Linked DNA regions of Homo sapiens: region 2 is linked to region 1. Evidence: read pairs that join two places in POLR2A ChIA-PET (ENCODE). Cell type or tissue: GM12878. All regions are shown on one strand. Each heading gives the region's core, and the rest is flanking DNA. Links, peaks and the distances in the headings are about the cores only.

What was found. Peaks named below come from ENCODE experiments on the same cell type or tissue, not always from the same donor. Only the 100,000 strongest peaks of a DNase experiment are listed, where the experiment ranks them.
Region 2: POLR2A ChIA-PET joins it to region 1 with 8 read pairs; 5 of 35 experiments call an interaction of 5 or more read pairs at or near these places.

What each region holds. Positions count from the first base shown.
Region 1 is chr17:47,285,027-47,290,038 of GRCh38, reverse strand. ITGB3 (integrin subunit beta 3) reads right to left here. Exons shown (of 15, transcript NM_000212.3): 5 at 3,617-3,779; 6 at 2,808-2,969; 7 at 263-358. Among named protein-coding and RNA genes, the nearest start is that of ITGB3, 34 kb to the right of the region's middle. RefSeq lists enhancers at 1,202-1,496, 2,890-2,939, 3,350-3,639, 3,730-3,779. In GM12878, for the core only: a CTCF peak has its summit at 2,781; DNase peaks (open chromatin) are centred at 2,244, 2,774 and 3,428; H3K27ac peaks cover 2,339 bases.
Region 2 is chr17:47,192,482-47,203,189 of GRCh38, reverse strand. It overlaps a transcript of MYL4 not described here. Among named protein-coding and RNA genes, the nearest start is that of CDC27, 8.5 kb to the right of the region's middle. RefSeq lists an enhancer at 2,730-2,779 and a cis regulatory region at 4,997-5,420. In GM12878, for the core only: no CTCF peak of the experiment used is centred there; no DNase peak of the experiment used is centred there; H3K27ac peaks cover 1,073 bases.

The DNA of each region.
Region 1 (5,012 bases), core at 987-4,986:
GCAGTTTTTCAGCCCTGAGCAAAAGTAGAGGAAACCTCTCACACCCCTCACCACCTCCCCTCCACCACCACAAACACCAACACATACCTAGTAAGTTCAAGATTGCAGGAAAAAGGCCCAGAGTGCAATCTTTAGCTCCTGGGGAGTGGATTAGGGGAGACTCTTTCCTGATTGGGGACTGTATCCAATGCTAGCACAGGCTGGCTACCTGGGGCACCCACCATCACAGGGCCCACTCCAGGAAGCCCGAAGGCACAGTCACCTGATAGAGATTGACTACATTTTCAGTCACTGCAAAGATCAAATTGATGTTTTTCTGGGATAGCTTCTCAGTCATCAGCCCCAAAGAGGGATAATCCTAGGAAAATGAAGGATGTAGAGGTTAATGACGTCTCATGTACATCTCTAGGGTCTAAAGCTTAGAACTTATCTTGCTTGGGCTGTGGCTCAGAGTGTGGTGGTGCTTAAACCATTTCACTTCATGCTGAAAGTGAGACAAGAGCCTGGGCAACATAGCAAGACCCCATCTCTACAAAAAAATTTTTTTTATTTGCCAGATGTGGTGGTAAGTGCCTATAGTCCTAGCTACTGGGGAGGCTGAGGCAGGATCACTTCAGCCCAGGAGTTGGAGGTTACAGTGAGCTATGATTGCACCACTGCACTCCAGCCTGGGCAGCAGAGCAAGACTCTGTCTCTAAAAAAAAAAGGGGGGTGACAGTGAGATAAGAAGGGTAAGTAGCACAGAAGTCTACTTGTGAACTCCAGGGATAGACGAAGAGGTACAGGCCAGTGGTGTCAAAACTAAGCACCTCTTTCTTCCTGCTTGAATTTAATGCACTAATACTATGGAGCTGCTTCCGTGCACAAGGGACTGGGTTAGGCCTCTGTTTTGGAACTACTGACAAATGCCTTGGCCTGGCCCTCGTGATCCTCCACCGTGTGGTCTCAGTCTTTCTTTCCAAATATTGCTCACCTCTCTCCCTCTTCCACTCAGCAGTGATCTGGCCCACTGTCTCCCACCTGGAGTGGCCTTCTTGTTGGTAATCCTCCTCCTTTCTTAGGGCCTAGCTTAGCCCCCACCTTCTTCAGGAGACTTCCTTGGCCATCCCAGCTCATGATGACCTTTCCTCCCTTGGATACGTATAGCCACATTGGCTGTGCCACACCCATTTGGCACTAATCATGCATCTTGTGTTATTGTAAATATATATATCCTTTCTCCTCAAGTAGACCAAAAACTCCCCAAGGATAGAACCATACATAGTCTTGTTACCTCCCTCAGCCCCTGGCCCAGTGCCTTGCATAGATTAGGGGTCAAATGTTGCTGACTCATTGTCTGGTAGTGCTTGACTTGGATATGGCTGACACCAAGGAACTCAAGGACACTGTGCGGGGGCGGTGGTGAATCGTGAACATGTCCATGGGATCCTAGACCTTGCAGGGAGCTCATTAGATCCTCAGCTCAGTCTCCTGCCTTTACACAGGTACACCTTTAAGTCACCTAGATGAGGAAGTTGCTATATTGTCCTTAGGAGACGAAGAGTTCACACCTGCCCCAGATACCTAGAGCATTACAGCACATTTCTCTTATGGCTTATAGTAATTTCTCCTGATTCAATTTAAATATTTTCCTCTTGTTTAACCTTCTATGGCCATATAAAACAACTTATAAGAAGTTTTCTCATGTATAAGCTAAATCATCCTTTAGCCTTCTTTCTTTCAAGCTAAATGACTCTGGCCCTTTAATCTTTCCTCGTAGGACCTGTTCACCATGCCTTTTATGTTCTTTCCCCTCTTTCTCTCTCTCTCTCTCTCTCTCTCTCTCTCTCTCTTTCTAAGAGAAGGGGTCTCCACTAGGAGCAATGGCTCACACCTGTAATCCCAGCACTTTGGGAGGCTTAAGAGGGCAGATTGCTTAAGCCAAGGAGTTTGAGACCAGCCTGGGCAACATAGAAAGACCCTGTTTTCAAAAATTAGCTGGGCATGGTAGTGCATGCCTGTGGTCCCAGCTATTCAGGAGACTGAGGTGGTGAAGCTTGTGAGCCAAGATTGCACTACTGCACTCCAGCTGGGCAACAAAGCAAGACTCTGTATCAAAAAAAAAAAAAAAAAAAAAAAAAAAAAAAAGCAGGGGTGGTTCTTGCTCTGTCACTCAGGCTGGAGTGTAGTGGCAAGATCACAGCTCACTGCAGCCTCAGACTACTGGGCTCAAGAGATCTTTCTGCCTCAGCCCCACAAGTAGCTGGGACCATAGGCACAAACCACAACACTCAACGAATTTTTGCATTTTCTTGTAGAGGCAGGGTCTCACTATATTTCCCAAGCTGGTTTCAAACTCCTGGACTCACGTGATCCTCCCACCTCAGCCTCCCAAAGTGCTGAGATTACAGGCATGAGCCATCATATGCCTGGCCAATCTTTCTCTTTTTTTTCCTCTGTCTTCTTCCAATAACCACAAGTTAGTATGGTATTCCAAGAAAGGGCTAATCAGAGTGGAGAGGAAGACCTGCTTTCCAGCTGGGTTGTAAAAATCCTTTGGGTCCATTCTGGATCCCATGATGCTGCTGCTATGCTGGTGACAGTGAAGGCAGTGATAACACCACAATCAGGGACATCTCTAATGGTTATATAGGTTGTATGCTGGATGACGGTGTCCAGTTGGTAAGGGATAGGGGCAAGCTGGAACCGAGCCCTGCACCCTGCCCAGAAGGAGGGGCTGCCATTTTCATATTCACACAGACTCTGCCTAGATTAGGGCAACCCTCACAATCATGAATAGAAACCATAGGTGGTGCCAGAGATCTCACCATGGTAGTGGAGGCAGAGTAATGATTGTCACTACCAACATGACACTGCCCGTCATTAGGCTGGACAATGCCTGCCAGCCTTCCGTCCAATGCTATATGAGTCTTGGCATCAGTGGTAAACACCAGCAAGTGGGATGCATCATTCCTCCAGCCAATCTTTTCCTGTTAAAAGAAAACAAAAAACAAAGGCAGAGGAGACAAAACAAATTCAGCCATGTCACTGGTAGAGAACAGAGACCCAAGGTGCTCCCTGGCTAAAGGGCTGGACAGCTTATTTTTCTTCAAAACAAGGGTCTCAGTCCCAGTCCTTGGAACCGAAGCTGAAGCTTTCCAGTTCAGGAGTTTCATTCTCTTCAGAAAACAGTCTCATAGCTGATTAGTTCAAGCAGCTGAATGAGATCTTCTTAAACTCCAAACTTAACTCTTCTAATGACAGTCACATTGCTCATCTAGAAACTGACGTGCATCCACAGAGCTGATCTGGGCTAGAAGAAATCTCATCTGAACATCTGCCTACTTTGCTGAGGTTAAGTTAACTCAGCCTTAACTCTGAAGTAACTCTGAAGATGGGAAGATGCTCTCCCCTGGGAACATCTGAGACCACTGAGGTTCAAAGAAATGTCAGCTCAGGCCAGGGAGTGGATCTAAGCCAAGGCTGAATATCAGGAGCAACTTACTACTCATAACTGCAGGAAGCCCTGCTTAGTTCTCATCTCATTTTACACCAGAAATCCCCAGAGTTCAGTCACTTCCTTTCCCATTTTGATCTATGCCAGCCACACCTGGCACTCCAAGTCCTCCAAACTCACATCACAGACTGTAGCCTGCATGATGGCATCAAAGCCACCCTCTGGGGCATCTCGGTTCCGTGACACACTCTGCTTCTTCACTTCCTCATTGAAGCGGGTCACCTGGTCAGTTAGCGTCAGCACGTGTTTGTAGCCAAACATGGGCAAGCAGGTGGTCTTCATACTGGGGAGGGATGGGAGATAATTTAAGCAGACACCTTCATGGAAAAGGCAGCATGGGAATTGGGAGGAAAGAGAGGGGACAAATATAGATAGTGGTATGCCAAGGCCAGTTCCATACAACCACAGTTACCCAGACAGTTCAGACTCCAAAATCCTCAAATTATCTGAAGCTCCCCATCAACATTACCCCCATCCAGCTAACCTAGAAGATAAGAGATTGAGCTGGAAACAAGACTCCCTGAGCTTAGATCCCAGGTGCCCTCTGTACTAGTCATGGGACCTTTGGCAAGCCTCTCAATCCAACCTATGAAAGAGGGGCCAGGATAGCACATATCCCATAAGAGTTGTGAGACTTAAGTAAGTTCATACACACAAAGCACTTAGACCAGAGCGAGGCTCGAGTTGCTATTACTATCACCTTATACTTAACACTTTCCTAAAGTAACAATAAAGCAAAAGTCCATCAGTAAGTTAAGGTCCCTGAACCATCAATAAATTGATAGATCATGCAAGACAGGAGCATTTCTGCCCCCAGTCAAAATAGTGTGTTTAATTAATAGCTGATGTCTTGCCTGGGAACCTTACAACCCAGATAGAAGGTTGAATGCCACATCATATAACTTCAAAACTTTTTCTTTTTTTTTTAGAGACAGTTGTGCTCCATTGTCCAGGTTGGAGTGCAGTGGCACAATCATGGCTCACTGCAGCCTCAACCTCCCAGGCTCAATCAATCCTCCCACCTCAGCCTCCCTGTAGTCCTGGGGACTGCAGGCATGCGCCATCACACATAGCTAATTTTTTTGTAATTTTTGTAGAGATGGGGGTCTCACTATGTTGCCTAGGCTGAACTCAAACTCCTAGGCTCAAGTGATCCTCCCATCTTGGCCTCCCAAAGTGCTGGGATTACAGAAGTGAGTCACCCCACCTGGCCGTAACTTTGAAAACTAAAAAGTAAATTCACACCTTTTCAGGCTCAGCAACCAGCATTGTAAGTTATTCTAATACATGGATTTGCACAGTCTCCACCGATTAAATAAATAAGCCATTCAGTTTTAAGCCAAAGTGTCAAACAGAGGCACAAGTTATCCATTTACAGACTATAAAAGTGTCCAACAAATGTCATTTCCACTCTTTTATATTCCTTAGCACTTCATTTCTTCTGTTTTCACCCTGCAGGATGCACGGCCTTGATGAAGACAATAATGCCAACAATGGAATCGATCCTTCTGTAATC
Region 2 (10,708 bases), core at 86-4,085, 86 kb after region 1:
CACTTGAGGTCAGGAGTTCAAGACCAGCCTGGCCAACATGGTGAAACCCTGTCTCTACTAAAAATACAAAAATCAGCTGGGCATGGCAGTGCATGCCTGTAATTCCAGATACTCAGGAGGCTGAGACAAGAGAATTGCTTGAACTAGGGAAGCAGGGCTGCAGTGAGCCGAGATTGTACCACTGCACTCCAGCCTGGGCAACAGAATGAGACTCTGTCTATAAGTAAATAAATAAATAAATAAATAAATTTAAGCTTCAAGGAAAGAAAACATCTCTGACTTATCTAGATAGGTGAAGGAATTTATGCTCAAATTGAAACCTTTCACAATACAAATCAATATACATTATTTCAATGTAAGTATGCAGAAGATTCTAATTGTAATAAACAGTATTATGTAAATTGGCTACAAAAACAAGAAAAGTTTAAATAATGCTTTGTTGATATTAATAAATTTAGAGTTGCTTTTGTTGATATTAATAAATTTAGAGTTGCTTTTTCAATTTATACAATACCTCTTTGAATTTCGTGTTAATGATACTGAGTTGACAGAAGAGTTAGTGAATTTACTTAATTTGGACAGATGTAGTTTTAAAACTGATATGTTTTTGCTTCAAAGTCAAGTCAATTCTGCTAAAATAAATATGACTAATATGACTAATATGAAGTAGTTTTGTCAGTTTGCATGTAAACATTAAAGAAAAATACTTTTTTGATATTTGATTATTAGAAAACTTTTAAGTATGCTTGGGACAACTTAGGTATATGAATCTACTTTTTCGACTGTGCATTTTATGAAATCTAAATACAGATTAAGTGTTTATAATGAAAATTTACCATCCAAATTGAGATATGCTATAACAGTAAAATACATACTGGATTTTGAAGTACAAAAAAAGAATGTGGGCCTGGCACAGTGGCTCATGCCTGTAATCCCAACACTTTGGGAGGCCAAGGCAGGTGGATCACTTCAGGTCAGGAGTTTGAGACCAGCCTGGCCAACATGGTGAAACCCCTTCTCTACTAAAAATACAAAAATTAGTTGGGCGTGGTGGCACGTGCCTGTAATCCCAGCTACTCGGGAGGCTGAGGCAGGAGAATCACTTGAATGCCGGAGGTGGAGATTGCAGTGAGCCGAGATCGAGCCACTGCACTCCAGCCTGGGCGACAGAATGAGACTCCATCTCAAAAAAGAAGACAAAGAAGAATGTAACATATCTCATATTGATTACATGTTGAAATGATAACATTTTGGGTGTATTGAGCTAAATATTATTAAAATTTTTAATAATACACACATACTAGAAGCATTACCCATTATCCAAGAACACATACAAACAAAAAAATACACATTAAAAGTATTCAATAATTGCCTAGAGTGGGTGTGGTTTGGATGGCTGGGTCAATGAGATAAAAGAAAATAAATAAGTAATCCGGCCAGGTGCAGTGGCTCACGCCTATAATCCTGGCACTTTGGGAGGCCGAGGCGGGCGGATCACCTGAGGTCAGGAGTTTGAGACCAGCCTGACCAACATGGAGAAACCTCGTCTCTACTAAAAATACAAAATTAGCCAGGTGCTGTGGCTCATGCCTGTAATCTCAGCTACTTGGGAGACTGAGGCATGAGAATCACTTGAACCTGGGAGAGGCGGAGGTTGCAGTGAGCAGATCGTGCCATTGCACTGCAGCCTGGGCAACAAGAGCAAAACTCCGCCTCAAAAAAGAAAAAAAAAAAAGAAAAGAAATAAGTAATTAAACAAGAAAGGCGTTGCATGGACCACTGAAGAAAGAAGGCCATAAATCAGGAGAATGATTAACCCAATCCTCTGTATATAAGAATCCTTCCCACCAAGGAGGGAGGAAAAAAAAAGCAATGAATCACCTGAAGGCTCAATAATTCATAAGGCCCAGAACACCAAAAATGAAAGCAGAAAAGGAGGGGAAAGGTGTCTAAAATCAAAGTTCAAGGACCACAGTAAAACTAGCTATCACAACACTTTATTTTTTACTTATTTATTTTTTGAGACGGAGTCTCACTCTGTCACCCAGGCTGGAGTGCAGTGGCTCGATCTCTTACTGCAACCTCTGCCTCCCTAGTTCAAGCGATTCTTCTGCCTCAGCCTCCTCAGTAGCTGGGATTACAGGTGCCCGCCACCATGCCCAGCTAATTTTTGTATTTTTAGTAGAGACAGGGTTTCACCATGTTGGCCAGGATGGTCTCAAACTCCTGACCTCAAGTGATCCACCTGCCTTGGCCTCCCAAAGTGCTGGGATTACAGGAATGAGCCATAGCGCCCAGCCAACACTTTAAATCATCCTCTCAAACTTCATTTCCTTGACTGCTTTAGCATAGGTGGAGAATGCTATATGTTCAGCCTCATCACTCAATTGTTTAAATGGTTGAAGCTCATTTCTGTACTGCAGTCAAGGCAGTGCTGTCTAGTGACATATGTGTGAACTGAATCCTGTGAGAAGGACACTGGGAGGGAGCCTGCCTAAGGTGGGTTAGAGTCTACCTAGGGATCTAAAGCAGAGGGCAGGATAGCTGGTGTTTGGCAGAGATTTATAGTTGCAAAGCAGCAGAGAGCAAGTTGGAATCCTCACCAGTCATCCAAACTGCATCATCCCAGATATGCTAACAGCTACAAGGAACTTCAGAGGTCCAGAGAGAAGGGGGTGACTTGCCCAACGTCACACTGAGTTATGACCGACCTGAGACTAGAATGCAGGATGCTAAGACAACCATGGGAGCTGGCAGAACTGACAAAAGGGTTCTCTGACGGAGAAGCTTAGCCCCCAAGGGGGCAAGGAAGCAAGGAGACATCAGTAGAAGAGACGGCCCTGGAACCCACAGCATGGGTATCTCTCAGTAAGCAAAAAGAGCCTAAATCCTTTCTCAGCAATTGGGGATATATTTTTAATGCTAAAGATTATTCTTTCTTCTCAGTTTCCCTTTCCACTGACTTCCTCTTTTACTTCTTGAATTCTGACTTCCTCTCTAGCACACCACCAGTGACTTCCCTGTGACTAGATCTAGTGTGCTTGTCTTGGGCCTTCTCTGCTATGCTTGTAACACCAAAATTCTGCCACCAACTCTCCTCTCCCTCATTCAGATTACTCTCATTCATTCATTCAACTAACACTTATTGAGGCCAGGCGTGGTGGCTCACATCTATAATTCCAGCACTTTGGGAGGCCAAGGCAGGTGGATCGCTTGAGCCCAGGAATTCGAGACCTGCCTGGGTAACATGGCGAAACCCTGTCTCTACAAAAAAAAACCCACAAAAATTAGCCAGGTATGGTGGCACATGCCTGTAGTCCCAGCTACTCCAGAGGCTGAGGTGGGAGGATCGGTTGAACCCAGGAAGCAGAGGTTGCAGTGAGCTGAGATGGCGCCACTGCTTTACAGCGCGAGTGACAGAGACCCTGTCTCAAAAAAAAAAAAAAAAAAAAGACTTTACTACAACTAACATGTATTGAGCACCTACAATATGCAGGTACTTTTTTTTTTTTTTTGAGACAGGGTCTCCAAGAAGCTGGGATTACAGGTACACATTTGTTAATGTAATGCCTTGTAAAATCTTTGTGAAACTATTTATCATTATATTAAAACTACGTATTTGTATGTCTGCATCCTCTACACCAGACAGTGAGCTCCTTGGGGCCAGGAATGGTCTCTTATTCATCTTAGTAGAAGTACCTGCAGGCTGGGCACAGTGGCTCATGCCTATAATCCCAGTACTTTGGGAGGCCAAGGCGGGAGGATCGTACAACTGAAAGAAGGTGCGCAACTAAAAGATGCTTTTAGTTCTGCCTGAAAACTCTCTCTCCAGTCCCAAATTCTTTCCTTGTTTGTTTATTTGTTTTTCTGGGGTTTTTTTTTTTTTTGAGACAAAGTCTTGCTCTATCTCTCCAGCTGGAATACAGTGGTATAATTTTTTTTTTTTTTTGAGACAGAGTCTTGCTCTGTTGCCCAGGCTGGAGTGCAGTGGCACAATCTTGGCTCATTGCAAGGTCCACTTCTGGGGGTCACACCATTCTCCTGCCTCAGCCTCCCAAGTAGCTGGGACTACAGGCGCCCGCCACCACGCCCGGCTAAATTTGTATTTTTTTTTTTTTTAGTAAAGACGGGGTTTCACCTTGTTAGCCAGGATGGTGTTGATCTCCCAACCTCGTGATCCGCCTGCCTCGGCCTCCCAAAGTGCTGGGATTACAGGTGAGAGCCACCATGCCTGGCCATACAGTGCTATAATTTTAACTCACTGCAACTTCGAACTTCTAGGCTCAAGAGATCCTCCCACCTCAGCCTCCCAAGTAGCTAAGACTAGAGGCATACACAACCATGCCTGGCTAGTTTTTTTTATTTTTTTTGTAGAAATGAGGGTCTCTCTTTGTTGCCCAGGGTGTTCTCGAACTCCTGGCCTCGAGTGATCCTCCTGAACTTCCAAAGTGCTGGGATCACAGGCGTGAGCTACTGCGCCTGGCCAAGCTTCACGTTTTCAATTAACCTTTGGATATTTCTCATCTGAGGCTCTCCCAACTCAGTCTGGTTTAAACCTAGATCAGCCTCTATCTCCCAAATCACATATCTGTAACAAAAACAAAGTCTATTCAAGACAGCTACGGTGTAAACTGAATACTAAAATATAATCAATCTGTGTTTAATCCATTGCTCTGCAATTTACCCAGAGAAAAAATGAGGCTGCTTAGAGCCTAGTTAGAAAAGAGAGAAGCAAATAATCTATTATTTGGTGGGCATCCACTCCAGATGCTATAGATATTTTTTATCTAGTAGTCAGGTATATACGTCACTTCTGAGGAAAAAAAGAGATGACAGCCACTAAGATCATTAAATTTACTCTTTTTGTTCTAAGTCTGTACTCAGTAAGCAGTCTTCTGGTTAGAATCTGAATGCCTTCAGGTCAAGGAATTGGATAAGAATATTTCTCATTTTAAGTTAGTAACTCAAAACTGTTTAAATTTTCTATCTTTTTTCAGATTCAACCATCTAAGATCCTAGAATAGTGAATATTCAGAGTTGCCCAGACTCCCTGGCAGCCTCTCTGCTGCATTCCTAGCCCCTAGTCTTTCTCTCCTCCAATGCACATAATCCTCAGCTGTTAGCATAATCTTTTTCAAATTCTGGTCTCATGAGGTCACTCTCCAGCTCAATCATCATCAACAGCTCCTTTGGTCTATTTTATCAAAACTAAAGTCATCAGCCAGGAACCCAAAGGTTTTTATCAGCTGTCCCCAACACCACCATTTCAACCAAGCTTATACAGCCTCCAGTCCAGACAAGCTAATTTGCTTATAGTCTCCTGCCTTTATTACAGATGCTCCCCACCATCAGTTGACAATATCAAGTCAAAAATGCATTTAATACACCTAACCTACTGAACATCATAGTTTAGCAAAGCCTACCTTAAACGTGCTTAGAACACTCACCTTAGCCTACAGTTGGGCAAAGCTATCTAACACAAATCCTATTTTATAATGAAGTGCTGAATCTCATGTATTGAATACTGTACTGAAAGTGAGACACAGAATGGTTGTATAGGTATCTGAAGTACAGTTTCTACTGACTGCACATTGCTTCTACACCATCATAAAGTCAAAAAATCATAACTTGGGGGCTGTCTGTAGTTTATTTCCCTGTGCTTTTGAGTCAGCCCTAGGCGCCCTAGTCATACGCCATTTAGCACATCTCGGAGCTCATCTCAATCAAGATGCATTTTCTGAATAGTCTCAATACTTCAGATACTGCCTTGACTTTAAATCCCTTAAGGATTTGGCCGGGTGCGGTGGCTCATGCCTGTAATCTCAGCACTTTGGGAGGCCAAGGCTGGCAGATCACGAAGTCAGGAGATCGAGACCATCCTGGCTAACACGGTGAAACCCTATCTCTACTCAAAATACAAAAAATTAGCCAGGCGTGGTGGCGGGCGCCTATAGTCCCAGCTACTCGGGAGGCTGAAGCAGGAGAATGACATGAACCCGGGAGGTGGAGCTTGCAGTGAGCCGAGATAGCGCCACTGCACTCCAGCCTGGGCGACAGTGCGAGACTCTGTCTCAAAAAAAAAAAAAAAAAAAAAAAACCCTTTAAGGATTTATGTGCAAGACCAGCATGTTCTCTGGGCCCAGAAAGGGGGAGTCAAAAAAAAAGCATCATGTTTAGATCAGTGAGATGAAATTAAGTCATCAAGTCATTCAATCATCAGATATTTCAAAAATATTTATATATTTACAATATTTTAACGAAACAAGAGCGAAATATTATAATATTTTAGCAAAACAACAACAACAAAAAATATTTATATATTTTATAATATTTGTGCAGGGCACTGAACTAGGTGATGGGGACATAATGTTCAAACCAAGGTCCCTGCCTTCAATGCAGCTTATATTAAACAAATACGATTAAAATTACCATACATACTATGAAAGAAAAGAACAAAAATGGCATGAGAGAGAATAACAGGCTGGAGCTAAGAATTTAAATTAGGTAGGTCTAGGAATATTCTGAGGATGTGATACTGAAGCTGAGGCTTGAAGAATAAATAGAATTTCACTGGTCAAAGAGTAAGGGAAATGTATTTCAGGAAGAAAGAATAATATGTAGAAAGACTTCCACTTTAATCACTCAGTCAATATATTTCTTAAGAATTTTCTACATATGTGGTGTTTTTCAAAGAACAATATACAGAAATATAAGACTTGGCCCTTGCATTAGGGAGACAAGACATAAACAGAATAATCAATTATATAAGTCTACCTGGGCTTGCCATAACAACATACCACACACCGGGTGGCTTGAACATTAGAGATTTATTTTCTCATGGTTCTGGAGGCTAGAGGTCCATGATCAAAGTGCTGGCAAAACAGATTCTGGTGAGGGCTCTCTTCCTAGATGTTGGCCTTTTCCCTGTGTCCTCCTATGACCCTTCTTTGGTGAATGCCCACAGAGAGATCAAACTTTCCTGTGCATCTTTTTATAAGGACACTAATTCTGTCGGATCAGGGCCCCATCTTTATGATATCATTTAACTTTAATCACTTTCTTAGAGACCCCATGTCCAAATACAGCCACACTAGGGGTTAGCTTCAACATATGAATTTTGAGGAGATGCAACCAGTCTATAACATCAATCAACAAACAAAAATAATACTAGGAACACAGTGAGTTTATTCTATTCATTCATTAAACAAATAATACTAAGTTCCCATTAGATGCCAGATACTGTACTAAGTGTTGAGAATACACAGGGAACAAGGCAGACAGGGCTTCTGCCCTCATGGAGCTTATAGACTAGACCAGAAGTAGACAATTAAACAGATAATTAATTACAGCAAAGAGTGATGGGAGTAATGACAAGTCTGGTAGCACTAGAGTAACAGCAGGGAGAGCCAAGCTATCCCAGAGGAGCAGAAAAGGCCTGGAAGAAGTATATTTGGAGGATAAGCAGAGCTAGCCAGATGAAGAATAGAATTAAGATGAAGAGTGGAATTAAGAGGGTTCTGGGGAGAGTGCAGTACATGCAAAGCCTGTGAGGCAAGAGAGTGGGTGATTTTGGGAGGCCATGGCAGGCGGATCACCTGAGATCAGGAGTTGGAGACCAGCCTGGCCAACATGGTAAAACCCAGTCTCTACTAAAAATACTTGGCTGGGCACGGTGGCTCACACCTGTAATTCCAACACTTTGGGAGGCCAAGGCGGGCAGATCACCTGAAGTCGGGAGTTCGAGGCCAGCCTGACCAACATGGAGACACCCCGTCTCTACTAAAAATACAAAATTAGCTGGGCATGGTGGTCTATGCCTGTAATCCCAGCTACTTGGGAGGCTGAGGCAGGAGAATCGCTTGAACCTGGGAGGCAGAGGTTGCGGTGAGCCAAGATCATGCCATTGCACTCCAGCCTGGGCAACAAGAGCAAAACCCCGTCTCAAAAAAAAAAAAAAAAATTAGCCCACTGTGGTGGCATGCACCTGTAATCCCAGCTACTTACTTAGGAGCCTGAGGCAGGAGAATTGCTTGAACCCGGGAGGCAGAGTTTGCAGTGAGCCAAGAGTGCACCATTGCACTCCAGCCTGGGTGACAACAGTGAGACTCTGTCTCAAAAAAAAAAAAAAAAAAAAAAAGTTCCATGAAGGGGCTGGGCACCGTGGCTCACGCCTGTAATCCCAGCACTTTGGGAGGCTGAGACGGGTGGACCACTTGAGCTCAGGAGTTCGAGAAGAGCCTGAGCAACATGGCAAAACCCCGTCTCTACAAAGGATACAAAAAATAGCCAGGCGTGGTGGCATGCACCTGTAGTCCCAGCTACTTGGGAAGCTAAGGTGAGAGGATCACTTGAGCCTGGGAGGTTAAGGCTACAGTAAGCTTCCAACCTGGGTGGAACACAGAGACCCTGTCTCAAAAAAAAAAAATTCTATGTAATTGGAAGGTGGACTATAAAGGAGACATGAGTGAGATAAGGCTGAATAAAGAGGCAGCTACTAGACCTGAAGGTAAGTCCTGAATTTGGGGGGTGGGGGAAGACAGGGAGAGGAGTCCTAACATGATCAGACTTATTTTTGGAGGTAGATAAGATACAGGAAGGAAGAAACATGAAGATATATTTAGGAGGTAAAATTGGCAGGTCGTTGCGACTAGATATTGGAGTTGTAGAGTCAAAATATGCCACACTGATATATGCCACTTTGGCATAAGGATTATTTTGAGAATAATATACACTTGAAAAACAGCATATGCAAGAAGAGCACTCTGGCCTTCCTTTTTCTTACTGAAACCAGTAGATAAAACTCCATGTGAAAGATGCCCTCCTTGTACCAGGAGAAAGCCATTCTTATCACCAGAGACAGAGCTGAGGCTGGGAATAAATCTGTACAAACCTTGTTAAACTAACCCTTATCTAATCTTTTGGGCAATGGAAAAGATGGTGATATCTTAAACTGGGATAGGAAATATTTTAAGACAATGAGGGGTTCCATTCCGAACAAAGTACCTATGAGACATCCAGATAAAGGTGTCCTCTTGGCAGTTAGTCATTTGGGCCTGGAGCTCTAAAAAGTAGTCTGGCTGGAGATACAAATTTTTCAAACCATTTGTAGATGAGAAACTGGGGCCACAAGAATGGATAGGGGCGGGGTATGGTGGCTTACGCCTGTAATCCCAGCACTTTGGGAGGCCAAGGTGGGTGGATCACCTAAGGTCAGGAGACCAGCCTGGCCAACATGGCGAAACCCCATCTCTACTAAAAATGCAAAAATTAGCCTGGCATGGTGGCGTGTGCCTGTGGTCCCAGCTACTCGGGAGGCTGAGGCAGGAGAATCGCTTGAACCTGGGAGGTGGAGGTTGCAGCGGGCTGAGATCACACCACTGCACTCCAGCCTGGGTGACAGAGTGAGACTCTGTCTCAAAAGAAAGGAAAGAGAAAGAAAAAGGAAGAAAGAAAGAAAGGAAGGAAGGAAGGAAGGAAAGAAAGAAAGAAAGGATAGTTTTGCCTAAGAAGAATGTGTAGGGTGGGTGAGAAGAAGGCCTAGAACAGGTCCTTGAAGCATGCTTAATATTAAAGGGGCTGGCAGAGGAGCTGCAAAGGAAACCGATTAAAAAACAGAGCAGTAGGCCAGGCGCAGTGGCTCATGCCTGTAATCCCAGCATTTTGGAAGGCTGAGGCAGGCAGATCACTTGAGGTCAAGAGTTCGAGACCAGCCCAGCCAACATGGCGAAACTCCGTCTCTACTGAAAATACAAAAATTAGCTGGGTGTGGTGGCGCACACCTGTAAATTCAGCTACTCAGGGGGCTGAGGCAGGAGAATCGCTTGAACCCAGGAGACGGAGGCTGCAGTGAGCCGAGATAGCGCCATTGCACTCCAGCCTGGGTGACAGAGCGAGACTCTCTCAAACAAACAAACAAACAAAAACAGAGCAGTAGGAGGAAAGCTAGGAGATGGTGTCATTAGAGAAGCCAAAAGAAGAGGATGATTTGACCAAAGAGTAAACATGGTGAGGGTGGGGTGGGGGTGGTGGGGTGCAAGGTCAGGTAAGGAGGCCATAAAACCGCACGCAACAGGGACAAAATGAAGGGTACAGACAAGGAGGACTGAAAGACTTCAGGAGAGTACACTTACTCTGGGCTATGTTTCAGTGGGACCTACATTTTGCTACTGATATCACGTCTAGCTTTTTGAATAGTTCCCTAAATGCCAGCCTCCAAATCTGACTGAATATGAAATAGACCAAGAAGCAGGCTTAGGAGAAAAAATAATTTTCCAATTCCATTTTTGGAATAATGCTGTTGTAACCCAACTCCACTCACTAGCCAAACATATTGGATAACGGATGACAGCAGGATGCCCAAGTGGTTGATGAATAGCGAGTTTAAGTAGGTCAATTAGGAGCAGAGAAGGAAGTAAAAACACTCCAAAATACCCCATCAAAGTACTTCAAACAATGTGGCTTTGCTGTGGATGAGTAGAAACCACAACAGATGTATTAGCCTGGTCAACAACAATCAGAAAGGAGATGCTTTTTTTTTTTTGAGACACAGTCTTGCACTGTCACCCAGGCTGGAGTGCAGTGGCCCGATCTCAGCTCACCGCAAGCTCCGCCTCCCAGATTCACGCCATTCTCCTGCCTCAGCCTCCCCAGCAGCTGGGGACCACAGGTGCCCACCACCACGCCCGGCCAATTTTTTGTATTTTTAGTA